Linked DNA regions of Homo sapiens: region 2 is linked to region 1. A link is a loop called in an ENCODE intact Hi-C map of the cell type or tissue named here. Cell type or tissue: IMR-90. All regions are shown on one strand. Each heading gives the region's core, and the rest is flanking DNA. Links, peaks and the distances in the headings are about the cores only.

Evidence for each region. A loop is a pair of places that touch in the nucleus more often than their neighbours do. Peaks named below come from ENCODE experiments on the same cell type or tissue, not always from the same donor. Only the 100,000 strongest peaks of a DNase experiment are listed, where the experiment ranks them.
Region 2: a loop joins it to region 1, with 2.2 times the contacts of the local background. A loop is called at or near these places in 2 of 110 quality-filtered maps.

The regions. Positions count from the first base shown.
Region 1 is chr14:29,543,767-29,552,251 of GRCh38, forward strand. No RefSeq gene overlaps it. Among named protein-coding and RNA genes, the nearest start is that of PRKD1, 380 kb to the right of the region's middle. In IMR-90, for the core only: a CTCF peak has its summit at 5,269 (motif pointing right); a DNase peak (open chromatin) is centred at 5,285; H3K27me3 peaks cover 160 bases.
Region 2 is chr14:29,722,933-29,731,417 of GRCh38, forward strand. PRKD1 (protein kinase D1) reads right to left here. Exons shown (of 18, transcript NM_002742.3): 2 at 2,604-2,742. Among named protein-coding and RNA genes, the nearest start is that of PRKD1, 200 kb to the right of the region's middle. In IMR-90, for the core only: no CTCF peak of the experiment used is centred there; DNase peaks (open chromatin) are centred at 2,329 and 3,829; H3K27ac peaks cover 333 bases.

The DNA.
Region 1 (8,485 bases), core at 389-8,388:
GTTTTAATGGGTTTCAAGGGAGAGAGAATATTTACAGGAAGCCTTCAAGATAGCCAGGTATGGTACAAGGGAACCTAGAGAAATAGGCAAAATCCAGATCATGGATGTCCCCATGTGACATCCTAGGGAAAGCTAAGGGGACTCCACAATCTCATTAGGATCATGGTCATTCCAACAGCAATGTGAGAAATAATTTGTACCTAGGCTTAAATACAGATCATGAATCCTATGGTCCTGAATAGCACTGTCCAGACAGAGACAAGAAAGATGCAAATCCAGGAAACTGGGAGTCAAGGATAAGATGAATATAAAGAGGGGGAAGTAGGTTGCACTTAGTACTGTTAGTGACTGACCACAAAACCGCAGAATTCTAGGTAAGCTTAGCAGGTTGATCTCCTTAGTCCCAATCTTGTGATGGCCTCTCATGACTGACAAGGGTGAGTGCTGTCCAGGTCTTCCCATTTTCAGACCATGAGCCTCTCCTCTATTTTCTGCATCATGTCCAAGTCTCAACAGTCAGAAAAAATTCTGCCTGTACCTCATTCTCAGTTTATCTGCCATTTCTGCACCTCTCTGATCATTTTTACACTCCCTCAAATACCCCCACCCGGCTCTCTTTTACACTGTCTACCCTATGAATGCCTTAGTCCTGAATTCTAGCTACAAAGTTTCTTTCTTCCTTTTTTTTTTTTTTTTTTTTTTTTTGAGACAGAGTCTTGCTCTGTCCCCCAGGCTTGAGTGCATTGGTGTGATCTCTGATCACTGCAAGCTCCACCTCTCAGGTTCAAGTGATTCTCCTGCCTCAGCCTCCTGAGTAGCTGAGACTACAGGCGAATGCCACCAAGCCCGGCTAATTTTTTTTGTATTTTTAGTAGGGACGGCGTTTCACCATGTTGACCAGGCTGGTCTCGATCTCCTGACCTCGTGAGTTTCTTATCTTCAGTTGCTTGATGCCCATAGTTTGCAATAACCATAAGGGAGCATTGTGTGGGGAACCTGTAACTCCAGAATTTAGGTATGGCTCTCTTGATGTGTGGTTGTGTTATATTGAGGAAACCTCACATGTCTTCAGTTTTCATATCTGTACAGCAAGAGGCTTGCATTAGATAATGTTAGGAGAAATTATAGACATAAAAATGTCAAGAATTACCATCCACCTGGAATAGGGACCTGAAAATGCTTATTGAGGAAACATGTGGAAAAGAGGAATTTTGGAAGCAAAAAGACATGAATTTCAAGAGTGGTTCTATCACATTCTATATTTACTTCTTTGAACTTCTGTTTCTTCATTTGTAAGACGAAGCTAACAGCTATATTGCTGGGGTATTTTTGCGAATATGTGAGGTAAAGCACTGAGTAGCTCCCATGTGGTATGCAGCAGACAGATAACAAACAGCATCTATTGCTATTATTACTTGGAGTTAAATTCAATAAAAAAGAACATGTAAGTAAATTCTGATGAGCGAATTTATGACTCTAACAGTGTGTTTTCTTAGCTCTGAGTCTGTCATTCAGGACTTAATTTTTTTTATTAAGAAATAAACTGCTAAAACCATTTAACAATTACCCTCACTGTCCTAATGGCAGTAATATATAGTCTATAGTCATGCTTAATATACAACAAAAATCTACTTTAGCATTAAAAATCAGAAAAGGTGATAAAAACTCAATCTTAATTCTCCTATGTCCATTGGATAATAATTCATAAGAGTTGTGATCTAGGGTTTCTAAATAGCCACATATTTCTGTAACATTGTAAGCGGCGATGTTATTTTCTGTAAATTTCAAAAATAAAGTGTTTGTTTTGTATTATTTATAATAGCTACCTGATTTGAAGTGAGACCAGAGAAAGAAAAACAAACTTGTGTGCACTATAATTTGTTTTGAACAAGAACGTAGGATTTATTGAATGCTGTAATTTGACTTACTGCATATACAAATATCATTAGGAAACAATGAAAATTCACATACACCACTTTGTCATGTAACATTAAGGTAGCAACATGGCTAGCTGGGGAAATATAGTGCAAATTAAATGGCTTTTTCCAGCACTGCCTAACTCTTCTGGCAAGTTCTGCAGAGTAAGGGGTTCTCATTCTCTGAATCTAAACACACCGGCTCACGGACATAGGTCAAAGTTGTATCACTAGTGATCTGTTGCCAATGATTACTTACATGGGTAAATGGTTTACATTTCAAAGAAATTAGAACAGAAAAGTTTATTTCTACAGTGTCATTCTTGTTCCCAAATTGCATGTTTACTTGAGTGGAAGAGAAATGAGTAGAATCTCAAAGGAGAAGAAAACAGCATTTATTGAAAACCTGTGTAATCATTTAAATTTATATAAACATGTGTGTGTAAAGCCTGAAAGGATTTTGGAATTTTGAAAGGATAATGGGATAATGCTTTTTTGTGTTAAGCCACTGAGACTTTGGGTTTTATTTGTTACCATGGCACAGTCTATCCTATCCTGACTAATACATCTGTGTATTTATGAGTTCACTCGAGGTAATTTATCATTATTTTTATATTACATATGACAAAGCTGAGACTTGAAGAGATTTAATAACTTGTCTGGATAGAAAGCAGTCCAGCTGGGATTTAAATCCAGCTGTCATATGAACCACGATATTTTTTGAATTAAAAGTATTTCTTATATCATATGTAATGTGACTTACGTGTGAATGAAGCTACTATTTTTGCATAAAATATGCCCGGTATGTGAATAAAACTGATTCCTTTTATCCCTTTTTATCCTTATGTTTTTCAATGTATTCCCATTATGGCCATCTTCACTGCATAAGTAAAGCCTCCTTATTCTATAAGGAAAAATCCTTCCTCCCCAATACAGAGTTAAACAAGATACTAAAATTTGTTTCCAATATGTAGCAGAAGACAATCTGTCCTCTAAGAAGAACTCTCTCTCCCCATTCCAATTAAAGCCTGGGGGTAATTGGAAACAAATAAGGGGCAAAAGCCCATATATCTTGGCTACTTGATGATTCTGATGGCAATTCGGTCTTTACTGGACACCTGAACCAAAGTAATTCTTGAGAGCCTATCATTTATAATAGGTGCTATGGACCTAATGTTGTTAGCACCTGTAATTTGGATTGGTTTTCTAGTAATAGCAAGCAAACGACAATCTCTCTCCCCATATTTAACTTTTGTAGGCAAGGCTGTGTGTTTTCAAGAGTTGTGCATGGCTCCATACTACTGGTGTAACTTTTTTTTGGTTTTTTTTTTTTTTTGAGACAGAGTTTCACTCTTCGTTGCCCAGACTAGAGTGCGGTGGCGTGATCTCGGCTCACTGAAACCTCCACCTCCCGGGTTCAAGCGGTTCTCCTGCCTCAGCCTCCCAAGTAGTGGGACTACAGGCGCCTGCCACCACACCCAGCTAATTTGTGTATTTTTAGTAGAGATGGGGTTTCACCATGTTGGCCAGGCTGGTCTTGAACTCCTGACCTCTGGTGATCTGCCTGCCTCAGCCTCCCAAAGTGCTGGGATTACAGGCATGTGCCACTGTGCCCTGCCTACTGGTGTAACTTTAAGGCAAGTCCTTTCAACTGAATAACACGAGTAAATATATTTTATTTCAATCCTGTTACCAAAGCTTAAATGAGTCCAAAGTGTAAGCAGTTTTTATAATGAATAAAAAGTAAAAAAAAAAATTAAGTACAGCAGTTCATCTTACTAAATTTTAATATTGCCTGTATTGTGAGAAAAAAAATTCAGCTTAAGAATGATCTGACTGGCTGGGAGCAGTGGCTCATGTCTGTAATCCTAGCACTTTGGGATGGATCACCTGAGGTCAGGAGTTCGAGACCAGCCTGGCCAACAAGGTGAAACCCCATTTCTACCAAAAATACAAAAAATTAGCTGGGTGTGGTGGTGGGTGCCTATAATCCCAGCTACTCAGGAGGCTGAGGCAGGAGAATCTCTTGAACCCAGGAGGCAGAGGTTGCAGTGAGCCCAGCTTGCACCATTGCACTCCAGCCTAGGCAACAAGAGCGAAACTCTGCCTCAAAAAAAAAAAAAAAAAGAATGACCTGACTATGAAACTCTTATTCAAAACCCACTTTATTTCCTTAAGATACAAGGAACTATTGACTTCGAATTGTGAAAACCTCTCTATTTATACTTTAGAAAGACCAATAAAACCAAGATGATGCTCTTTGAGTAGCTTTTAAGACAAATGCTTGAATATTTTGTAGATTTTCAAATATAGAAAATATCGGGCCAGCATGATGACTCATACCTGTAATCCCAGCCATTTTGGGAGGCAGAGGTGGGAGGATCACTTGAAGTCAGAAGTTAGAGATGAGACTGGGTAACAAAACAAGACCTCAATCTCTGCAAAACATAAAAAAATAAATAAATAAAATATCCAAGCATTGTGATGCATGCCTATCATCCCAACTACTCAGAAGGGTAATGCAGGAGGATTAGTTGAGCCCAGGAGGTCAAGGCTGCCGTGGGCTATGATGGCACCACTGCACTTCAGCCTAGGCGACAGAGCGAGAAGCTCTCAAAAAAGAAAGAGAAAGGGAAAGAAACAGTGGAAGGTAGGAAGGAAGGAGACAGAAAGAAAGAGAAAGAAAATATTAAATATCTTGTGAAAAACAATCAGAAAATGGAACAAAAATATATAAAACATGCAGTAATTATTATCTTGCAAGTAGCCCAAACCTTTTAAAAATGCATCTGTCCACATTAGTTATCTGGCAATGGCCACTGTACCACTAGAAATATTTCAAAAATGCATTTCCCCTACACATTTGTTTCATATGGATTGAATCAGAAAACATGGAAACTACAGATTAACCTAAGTGTTCATTGATGCTTTAGTTTGAGTTTTGCAGAATATTCTCTTAATTTATTAACAATATGCTACATATATATGAAGCCATGAGCTTTTCTATTTAAAACCTGTAGTGAAAAAAAAAAACCTTAGTGAATTTCAAAAGGAGATTATGCCTTTTTCTTATTGTTACTGACATTTATTCAGTGTCAAAATAATGACTATAGCAATATGTGGAAAAAATACTTAAGAACGGTTCAGAAAAGGGTGTCAAGCAGATACATCAGCCCATAATAAAGCCATCAGATAGGCATTCATCTTGGCCATCATCAACTTTTTGTCACTGTTGTTCAAGTTTATTCTAATATAGTTTTGCTGGTATTGTTGTTAATTAAATACTGTATATAAGAACATGGAGCCATTTTAACAGGAACATCTTTAGGCCACAACACAGATGGAGTCATGCAAATAACTAAAATGACCACAAGGTGGCAAAGTATACAAATCTACATCATTCAGATGGGCTCTTCCAGAAGAGAAAGTGTCTTGTAGCAAGCGGGTGGGGCTGGGGAGGGAGGGGGGAGCTTTTTTATGATTGTCTGCTGGCTAGAGAATAGCAAAATTATACTAATTTCTCAAAAATTGGTAATTACCCCAAATTCCTAGTACTTGAAATGATGTATCATGTTACTATTCTAATTTATTATAAATTTTTCTGTTTTAGAGCAAAATTGAATTTCTTAAATCCCAAATATATATTTTAAAATCAAAATTATTGGGTGTCTTTCACAGCGTTTTAAATTCATTTGATATGTATACACGAGTCAATCGGAAAATGGGAGTTATTGCTCTACAAATTCAGAACCATTATGTGATTATATGATTAGTACTAGTTATCACAAAATTACAGCTATTTATATTTCAAAAATTTTTAGTTTGGAGCAGCTAGATTATAAGACTTCTTCTTAATATTGTTGTTTCCAACACTCTGTGATCTTTTATTTTCCCTATAATGTAGTTTGAGAGATCAATTAGTTTTCTTTTTTTCTTTTTTGAGATGGAGTCTTGCTCTGTCACCCAGGCTGGAGTGAAGTGGCATGATTTCAGCTCACTGCAACCTCTGCCTCCCGGGTTCATGCCATTCTCCTGCCTCAGCCTCCCAAGTAGCTGGGACTACAGGCGTGCACCACCATGCCCAGCTAATTTTTTTTTTTGTATTTTTAGTAGAGACAGGGTTTCACCATGTTGGTCAGGCTGGTCTAGAACTCCTGACCTCAAATGATCCACCCGCTTTGGCCTCCCAAAGTGCTGGGATTACAGGTGTGAGCCACTGTGCCTGGCCAGTTTTCAATCTAATATTTAATAATCTACATCTGAAGGCCTGACCTCTTGAGTCCTAGATAAGAAAATCTAAAATATCCATTTGGATGTGCCATACATAATTTATAATTAATATATTCAAAACTGAGCTCATTGTTTTTCTCCCAAAAGACCTCCTCCTTTCATCCGATTTCCCTCCTGTTAACCCAAGGCTGAAACCTGGGACTGCTTAGTATCTATTCTCTTGTTTCTCTGCACCCTTCATCATCTGGATCCTACCCACTTCTTTGGTCTCTACTTCTCCATTCCCTTTCCCCAAACTTAACCATATTCTCCCACCCTTCTTTGGCTTGGCCTATGCTACTTTTTGTTATCCGGCTACTACTCCTGGGGTTGTAAATTGACATACTTTCTGGAAGCTTTTGGCATAATGTATTAAATACCTTAGAAAATTCATATTCCTGTATTTGTCAACTCCATTTCTAAAAATGAAGTCGTGAAAAAGTTGATCTAACATTTTGTAAATATTATTTATAATAGAAAAAAACAGAAAACTTAAAACTCTAAGAATGTTTTGCAGTGGCCAGGCATGGTGGCTCATGCCTGTAATCCTAGCACTTTGGGAGGCCAAGGCGGGCCGATCACTTGAGATTGGGAGCTTGAGACTAGCCTCACCAACATGGTGAAACCCTGTCTCTACTAAAAATACAAAAAATTACCCAGGTGTGGCGGCGCATGCCTGTAATCCCAGCTACTTGGGAGGCCGAGGCAGGAGAATCACTTGGACCCAGGAGGCGGAGAGTGTAGTGAGCCGAGATTCCACCACAGCACTCCAGCCTGAGCAACAGAGCCAGGTGACACTGTCTCAAAAAAAGAGAGAGAGAGAGAGAAGTTTTCGCAGCTATGTAAATGGCATTTTCAAATAAATACTTTCATGGAAAATGTTTGTGATGTAATATTAAGTAAAAAGCAATGTTAGAATAAAACTGTTAAATGTGATCTGCTTTATCCCCCCAACAAAGAAAGCTCAGTCAACCTTCACACCTAGACCTAACCCAATAGCATAATTGCACTTGGCACATGGTATTATAATTATCTTCATTTTTATTTAATGTTTCTCACACCATTCTTCCTAAACAGATAGTCTATGGATCACTTTATCAGAGCAATATGTTGTTGTTTTTATATATTCAAATTCTGAACTTACAGAATTCAGCCAGACCCATAAAATTGTCAGGAACTTTGCTATGCCTTTTTCTAGCTTTATTAGGTGATCTTGGTGATTTCATTTATACCCACTGATGTAGCATAGCTATTTCACAGAATGTTAGGGTTAAATTAGTTACCTGTGTGAAGCAGCTAGCACACTGAGGAGCACATTATATAATTAATCTTGCTCCACTTTCACCCTGACTTCTCTACGTCTCACTCCACCATCCCACCCTTCCTCTCACTCCCCCACACTTCACTACACTATTTACTGCCCCCCTGTTATCTCCATTGTGACTGACTGTCCTTTATTCCCGGAGTGATGGGTCTAAGAGCACTTGTGGGGCCAAAGGAAAACGTTATACAACAAAAGCTGGGTAGAAACTAGAGCACAAGATACACTATGTCTCAGTAAGTGAATGTAACTGGAATGAGGAGAAGGTATTCTGCTAGTGGCCAAGGACGCTGGGGTAAAGCAGAAGTCCCACCTTGACTGCCTCTGTCTCAAGACAACAGGAGAAGTAGCCACGCCGGGAACACTGACAAAATGCAGCCTCCTAGTCTCCATGAGGGAGACTACACAGAGTCCCAGAGACTCCAGGAGGTCTCCTTTAGGGGGCCTCCACAGAGACAGACCCCAGGAGGCTCCTAAAAAGCAAGTCTGACTTTTGAGGAGGTAACGTGAGAAACCTTCTGAGATTTCATAAACGGATTGAAAGGAGCCTGAATCCAAACCAGCTCGTTGGCATTGTCACTTTCTCACTGTACGTTATTTATTCTCTCTACTCAGTTTTCCCATCTATAAAATGGACATGAAAATGATAGAGCTGTTATGAATATTGCAACACTTAATGCATGTAGGGTGCTGACAGTGGCTGGCACATAGTAAGAGTTAAATAAAAGCATGCACACATTATTGATGGGTGGATGTCAGGACTGGGGGTCCCGTGATTTTGCCTGTGGCTATTAAACCATGGACACTCCATGTTGGTTATTGTTTCGATCATATCCTTTGGTTAATTCCCCATGCTCATGTAGTCTCAGGAAAATGATGAAGCAAATTATTAAACCAAGTTAAAATCACTCACCTTTGGTCTAAATAGGACACTCCCTAGAGAACTGGTCCATAATTCAATAGAGCAAATCTGTTACAT
Region 2 (8,485 bases), core at 298-8,297, 180 kb after region 1:
ACAGTGAAAAAGTCAGGGAACAGGAATGTGCACTTGGTAGAGATGGACAAGAAGGACAGGCTAGAGTAGGAGAAGAGGAGTGCTACCAAGTGGAGATTTTGAAGCTGGAGCCTTGTCTTATTGGTGAAGTCAGGAATGGCATTATGGGTGACTGATAATAAAAATAAATAACAAGGAATCTGAAGAATCATAAATATGTATGTTAACAAAACCAAGGATGAATGAGTACTTAAAATGGAAAGTAAAATTAGGAATCTGACAACAATTATTGCCATACTTAAATGGAAATGAGTCTTCAAGGAAAATAAATCACTTCACTGCAAAGAAGGTGACATAAATAATTAAATGGCAATGGGAAATCAGAAGAGGGCCATATCACTCAACTCCTCAACTAAGAGTGGAGGAAAATAAGAGGCAAAGCCTCTTGGAAATGGGGCATCACCTTCAGGAGAGTCAGGATGCAAGGAAGACATAAAGACCGGGAAAAAGAAAGGAACATCAGGCATTTGATCACAATAGACTCAGGGCCTAAAAAGGCTAAGGGAAAAGAGATAAGAGATATGGGTAAGAAACAGGGTTGTAATACAAAGGGGTGGGATGGTTTAAAAAACTATTGTAAACATAAACATTTATTGAGCAAATCACAATGCTAAGCAATAGAGTGGGAGAGGAGCTGGGAGAGTACTGCTGTCGATGGTTATAGGTAAGCGCAGGAGATCTAAACATAATTGAGTGTGCGTGTGTGTGTGTGTGTGTGTGTGTAATTGATATACTAACTGAACAATTTAAAGGGTCAATGACTTTGGGAAAATGGCACTATGTCGTTCAAAACTAGAATTAAACTGTTAGAGAATAGCTCCTTTTAAATTCCAGCAAAATAGCTGGTAAGAGTAAGGGAGCCCTTCTGGAGTCTGGTGCTGGGAAAGCAGGTAAGGAAATGGGCTGCTCTTAAATGCCCTCTCAACAACTGTGGCCAGGAAAACAGGAGACATGGAACATAAAGGGTGGACAGCAGGGGAGGTAGGGCATACGCACAATGAAGTTCTCAATTTGCAAAGATGGGAGAGGAAAAGCAGAATGCTGTTCTCATGCAGCAAGGGAATTCTAGAGGGCTACATCAGGTCAACACGAGGGAAGAGCAGGTCTGGCTCATTAATGCTGGGATAACATGCAAATAAGCAGTCCTCTCCTACATAAATACACCCACACACAGGTTGCATTCAATCTGTCTGCTACTACTCTAAAGTGCTTGATAACAAAAGTAAAATGGAAAGAATAATACATTATATTTAGAAATGCAATTTTAAAAGTCCTCATATATTTCTGGACATTGACACAAGGCAAAAGGACTCATAAAACATTACATTATTTACAAAGCAGCCTGGCTGTGAGTTTAATATGAATTATGGCAAGAACTGATCCAGTGCATGATTTCCCTGAATAATTAATTTAGTGTTCAGAAACAGGAAACTTAGAAAACAACATGTCTAGTCCGTAGTTTTGAGAGGTCAGGTGCAGGCAACAGAAAAATAATTACCTTTATCTAGCAAAAAAGTTGTTTTATAGGATCCATCTACACAATGAAGTTGTGGCAATCCCAGGATCTCACACAACTGTAGGCAACCAATAAAGATAAAAAAGAGAACTAGACTGAATCAAAGCAAAGTGAATAAAACAAAGATAAATTGAATTATAATCAGTGCATCCAAGTACTGGGCTCTGAACAAGTTGAGGAACTTGAGGAAATAAACTTGAGACTCTGTAATGCTGCTGGACTTCTTTTATTCAAAGAGATGGTAAACAAAGAAGGCATGAGAGGAGAAAAGAGCAAGGCAATCCAAGTTTCTCAATAATTATTCTCTTTTTAACAAAAATAAACAATAAAAATTTGGATACATTATCATTGCATTGAGTATCATTGTAAGGATCTCCACTCTAGCTGTTGTTCTCTGGTGCTTTTTAAAAAGGTTAAATACATTCTTTTTTTTCTGTTTGGTTAGGCACAGTCCTATTACTAACTGCTAAATCCTAAACAAGAAATAAAAAATGTGAGCAGAGGCAAATGTAGCCATTTCTCAGGGACTGAGTTAACTAGCGTCACATGGCATGACCTGACCTTCTCTAACTCCTGGGCTCTGGCTTCCTCCTTGGTCTTGGCTTACCTCATAGCTACTGGACTTTTGACCTTAGTAAGTCAAAGGCTTCTTAGCCCTGGTGCTATTTCTTGGCTTCCACACATTCTGTACAATTGCAGCCCTGACAGCTAATTTAGCTTCACTGTTGGTGAGTTTCTTGTTTGCTTTTGCTGCTGTCCAAATGATTCAAGGTGCTGAATGACGCCATCTGTATGTTGCTAGAGGCTGAGAGGGGGCTGGGAGGAAGCCTTAAGTCAAGAGACGTGATTGGAGCAGTACTGGGTGTGGACACAGCCAATTAAAGGGAAACCTTTTGTTTCCCTTTTTCATGTGGACAGAGCTCCAACATCTTCTCTTGGAGCTGAGTTTGAGATATGCTTTTTATGTTTCCTTAAAAACATATGCCCAAGAATTCTTCAAATACAACTTCTAATCTACGGATAAAGAAAAGGTATAAAAGTATACTACCTGACAAGACCACTTCAATAAGATCGCCTTCCTGGATATCACTGGCCGCTTTCACCAGCTGAAGGATGTTTTCAGAGGTAGGGTCATGGCGAAAAAGCAGGATCTTATCATACATTCCGTAGAAACCACATTCAGGGAACTGCAAATACAAATACCATGAGAGTGTAAATGTCAAAATCCTTCCAAATATTTTGTTTTAAATATTTCAGGGCACAAATACAAGCTAATTAGAAAAGTTCAAAGTATCTAGATCATTAAAATATTTTAAAATTAAAAAATAAATAAATGGTAGAGTTGATATTGGGAAGACTCCAAATCAGAAGGAAAGAAATCACATAGATCACAGGGGCAGTAATGGTCAAGTGGTTTTCTAATTAGACAGCAAGAAAACAAGAGAATATGAGATAAGATTTAAATAAGTTCTGGCAGTAAAGTGGTTAAGAAATATAGGTGGGAAGAGGTGTGCACTTTCAGATGATTTACAGCAATCCAGTAACATAAAAAATGGGAGTCGCTTTATTCCAATTCCATTACACATAATAATGGCAATTTGTTTGCAAAAAACTGGGTCTGTCTGTTTTGGCATATTCAAAAATAAGAGATGCCTCAATAAATCTAAACATATTCTGTATGTGAGTAGTAGCATTATCTAGATCCTTTGATCAGGAGATCAGGGGAGGCAATCCACCTCTCCCTTCTGCTGCTGCCCCTACTGCATTCCATGTGGCTTTCATGCAATCTGTCAATCCACAATCTCATGAGCAGTGTAAGAAAAGGTCCATCTGCACAGCATGGAGGGTTTCTGTTAAAGCAAACAACCTAGGCTAATTTATTATATGAAAAGGGCCCTTTTCTTGTAATGACTTTTTCACATAATTATTAAAGAATGCTATTTCTGCCATAAATTGACATTTGTAATGTAGTGGGAAAAGATGCAAACTCAGGGAAAAAGAAAATTATCTTTCTTCATCCTGGAACTGATGACAGATCTGACACTTATGTCAATACAGGTGGACCTTAAGAAGCTACTGTCGGGGAGAAATGTCCAGAATCTAATACCTGCTGGAGATAAAAACAATACATTATAAACCTCTCTTTCTTTTTCTTAGTCTTAGAATTAGGGGCTAAATTCACATGAATCATTTTGTGTATGAACTAAAAATAAATATAATGAGAACATCTTATTGCTCTTAGTGCTGATGACCAGGCTTAAAACTATTTCTGCATGTCACTTAGTAAAGTTAACTTCCTTAAAAAAAAAAAACACAACAGCTGAAATGATGTCACTGCTTCCAGTGTGCTAACTAAAAGAAAAAAAAAACTTAGTTCACTTTATTTTTTTTAGAAATATGTCCAATAGTCCTTTGGGTATATACCCAGTAATGGGATGGCTGGGTCAAATGGTATTTCTAGTTCTAGATCCCTGAGGAATCGCCACACTGACTTCCACAATGGTTGAACTAGTTTACAGTCCCACCAACAGTGTAAAAGTGCTCCTGTTTCTCCACATCCTCTCCAGCAGCTGTTGTTTCCTGACTTTTTAATGATTGCCATTCTAACTGGTGTGTAATGATATCTCATTGTGGTTTTGATTTGCATTTCTCTGATGGCCAGTGATGGTGAGCATTTTTTCATGTGTCTTTTGGCTGCATAAATGTCTTCTTATGAGAAGCATCTGTTCATGTCCTTTGCCCACTTTTTGATGGGGTTGTTTTTTTCTTGTAAATTTGTTTGAGTTCATTGTATATTCCGGATATTAGCCCTTTGTCAGATGAGTAGGTTGCGAAAATCTTCTCCCATTTTGTGGGTTGCCTGTTCACTCTGATGGTAGTTTCTTTTGCTGTGCAGAAGCTCTTTAGTTAATTAGATCCCATTTGTCAATTTTGGCTTTTGTTGCCATTGCTTTTGGTGTTTTAGACATGAAGTCCTTGCCCGTGCCTATGTCCTGAATGGTAATGCCTAGGTTTTCTTCTAGGGTTTTTATGGTTTTAGGTCTAACGTTTAAGTCTTTAATCCATCTTGAATTGATTTTTGTATAAGGTGTAAGGAAGGGATCCAGTTTCAGCTTTCTACATATGGCTAGCCAGTTTTCCCAGCACCATTTATTAAATAGGGAATCCTTTCCCCATTGCTTGTTTTTCTCAGGTTTGTCAAAGATCAGATAGTTGTAGGTATGCGGCATTATTTCTGAGGGCTCTGTTCTGGCAAAGACTTGGAACCAACCCAAATGTCCAACAATGATAGACTGGATTAAGACAATGTGGCACATATACACCATGGAATACTATGCAGCCATAAAAAATGATGAGTTCATGTCCTTTGTAGGGACATGGATGAAATTGGAAATCATCATTCTCAGTAAACTATCGCAAGAACAAAAAACCAAACACCGCATATTCTCACTCATAGGTGGGAATTGAACAATGAGAATACATGGACACAGGAAGGGGAACATCACACTCTGGGGACTGTTGTGGGGTGGGGCGAGGGGGGAGGGATAGCATTGGGAGATATACCTAATGCTAGATGACGAGTTAGTGGGTGCAGCGCACCAGCATGTCACATGTATACATATGTAACTAACCTTCATATTGTGCACATGTACCCTAAAACTTAAAGTATAATAATAAAAAAAAGAAATATCTCCAATAATACTATTACAGCACAAGGAAACAAAGGGAAAATAAAAATAACATTTTCTTCACTTTAAAAAACAATGGATACCTCATGCACTATTTTAAAAATCAACTTCATTGAAGTATAAATTACATGAAATAAATTGATATAAGTGGATAAATCTATGAGTCTTGACAAATATAACTACCCATATAACCAAAATCACAATCAAGCCATGAGACATTTTCATCAACCCCAAAAGTTTTATTGCAATCTATGTAACCAACAATGTTAACCTCAGGCACAGATCTACTTTCTGTCACCCTAGTTTACCTTGTCTGACATAGAATTTCATGTAAATGAAATCATAAAATATGTTATATGTACTCTTTTCTGGCTGGCTTTTTTGGCTTATTATAAAGTTTTTGAGATTCATTCATACATACATTTGGGTTCTTTCACCTTTTATTACTTATTAGTATTTCATTAAATGGATCTAGCATAATTGTTTATCAGTTCACCCACAAATGGACATTGTAGTCTTTTTTTCCAGTTTGCAGCTATTACAAATAAAAATGCAATGAACATTATGTACAAGTGTTTCAGTGGGTACATGCTTCCGTTTCTTGTGGGTAAATACCCAGAAGCAGCATTGTTGGGTCATATGATAAATTCATGTTTGAGCTGTATGTCTATCCTTAATAAACTTACCACCACATTATATTTATTATTGTAGCTTTATCCTAAGCCTGAAATTCAGGTAGTGAGAGCCTTCCAATGTCTTTTCCCTTTCAAGATTGTTTTGGATATAGGACCATTGAATTTCCATATACATTTTAGAAATGCTTTGTTGATTTCTACAAAAAGTTGTGAATTTATAAAAAGCCCACTCTATCATGTATTTCTTTATAGACCATGCTTTTGCTAATAAATCCTTGCATAACCAAATTTTCTCCTATATTTTATTCTACAAATCGCATTGTTTAAAATTTTACATTTGAGTCTATGATCTACTTCAAGGTAAGTTTTGAATAGGGCAAAATATATGGATTGAGATTCATTTTTTGGCATATTCTGGAAGATTTGTACAGACTTGGTATTATATCTTCCTTAAATGTTTGGTAGAATTCTCTGCTGAAGCCATGTTAAGCCCAGATTTTCCTTTGCTGGAGGACTTAAAACTTCATATTCAATATCTGTATAGTATACTTTAGACTTCAATTTCCTCTTAAGTGACTTTTGGCAGTTTGTTTATTTTCAGAAAGGTATCCATTTCATTCAAGTTGTCAAATTTCTTGGCATAAAGTTATTCATGTGATTCCCTTACCACCCTTTTAATGACTATCCAGTTTGTAGTGATGTCTCTTCATTAATTTCTTATATCCTTTCTTTTTTGTTTGGTCTGGTAACAAACTTGTCAATTTTATCAATTTCTCTTGTAATGAACCAGCAGTTGTTTCATGGAATTTCTCTATTATTTTTCTATACTTAGTTTCATGGATTTCTTTTCCTATCTTTATTATTTCCATTCTTTAACTTAACTTTAATTTGTTCTTTTCTTCCTAGATTCTTATAGTGGAAGCTTGTATTATTGATTTGAGACATTTGAGACTTAGTTTAATATGACCATTTAATGCAATAAATACTTCAGCAATATTTCACAAATTTTGAAAAAGCTGTGTCTTTATTTTCTTTCAATTCAAAATATTTTCTATCATACCATATATAAAAACAAACTCAAAACAGATTACAGACATAAAGATAAGACCTAAAACTATAAAATTACTAGAAGATGTGGAGACAACTCCATGACATTGGTATGGGCAACGATTTTTTTATATGACCCCAAAAGCACAAACAAAAAAAAGCAAATATAGACAAACGTTAAGACATCAAACTAAAAAGCCTCTGCACAGCAAAGGAAACAATCAATAGAGTGAAGAGACCACCTGTGGAACAACTCAATAGCAAGAAAACAAATAATCCAATTAAGAAATAGGCAAAGGATCTGAATAGACATGTCTCAAAAGAAGATGTACTAATGGCCAATAGGTATATGAAAAATAGACATTTCTCAAAAGAAGACATATAAATGGACAACACGTATATGAAAAATTGCTCAACATCACCATTCAGAGAAGTGCAAATTAAAAACACAATGAGATATTACCTCAACCCTGTCAAAATGGCTACTATAAAAACAAAATGAACAGATAACAAGTATTGATGAAAATATGGAGAAAAGAGAACCCTGTACACTCTGGGGAATGCAAATAGGTACAGCCACTATAAAAACAGTATGGAGGTTCTTCAAAAAACTAAAAATATAACTACCATATGATCCAGCAATCTGACTTCTGGGTATCCATAAGGAATATCCGGAGGAATTGAAGTGAGGATCTCAAAGAGAAAACTGCATTCCCATGTTCACTGCAGCATTATTCACAATAGCCAAGATATGAAATCAACCTTAGTGTCCATCAATGAATAAATATATATAGAAAATGTGGTGTATTGATACAGAATGGAATACCACTCAACCTTAGAAAGAAATATTAACATTCCGGACATGATTAAACCTGGAGAATAATACGTTAAGTGAAATAAGCCAGGCACATAAAAACATCTACCATATGTGGAATCTAAAAAACCTGAATGCATAAAAGCAGAGAGTAGAACAGTGGTTACTGGGGCTAAGCGGTGGGTGAGAAATGGTCAGTGATGTTGGAAAAAGGATATAAAATTTAAGTTAGGAGGAATAAGTTCAAGATATCTATTGTATAATGAGGTGACTATAGATAATAATATTATATTGTATTTTTGAAAGTCACTAAGATAATAGAAAAATTTAAGTGTACTTACCACAAAAAAAAGGTAAGTAAGTGAGGTATGCATATGTTAACTACCTTGATGTAGCCATTCCACAATGTATACATAGTTCAAAACATGATGTGGTATATGGTAAATATACATAAGTTTTGTCAACTAAAACCATTAATTAATTTTAAATATATGTAGTCTAAATTCCCTTGTGAATTTCTCTTTAACCCATGGGTTATTCAGAAGAGTGTTGTGAAATTTCCAAATACTCAGAGATTTTTCCAGATAACTTTATGTTCTTAATTCCTCATTTAATTCTGCTAAGGTCCAAATCCTACTTTGCATAAATTTAACACTTTTACATTTCCTAAGACGTTTTATGGCCCAGGAGGTCAAACTTGGTGAATATTCTATGTGCATCTGAAAATAATGTGTATTCTGCTGTT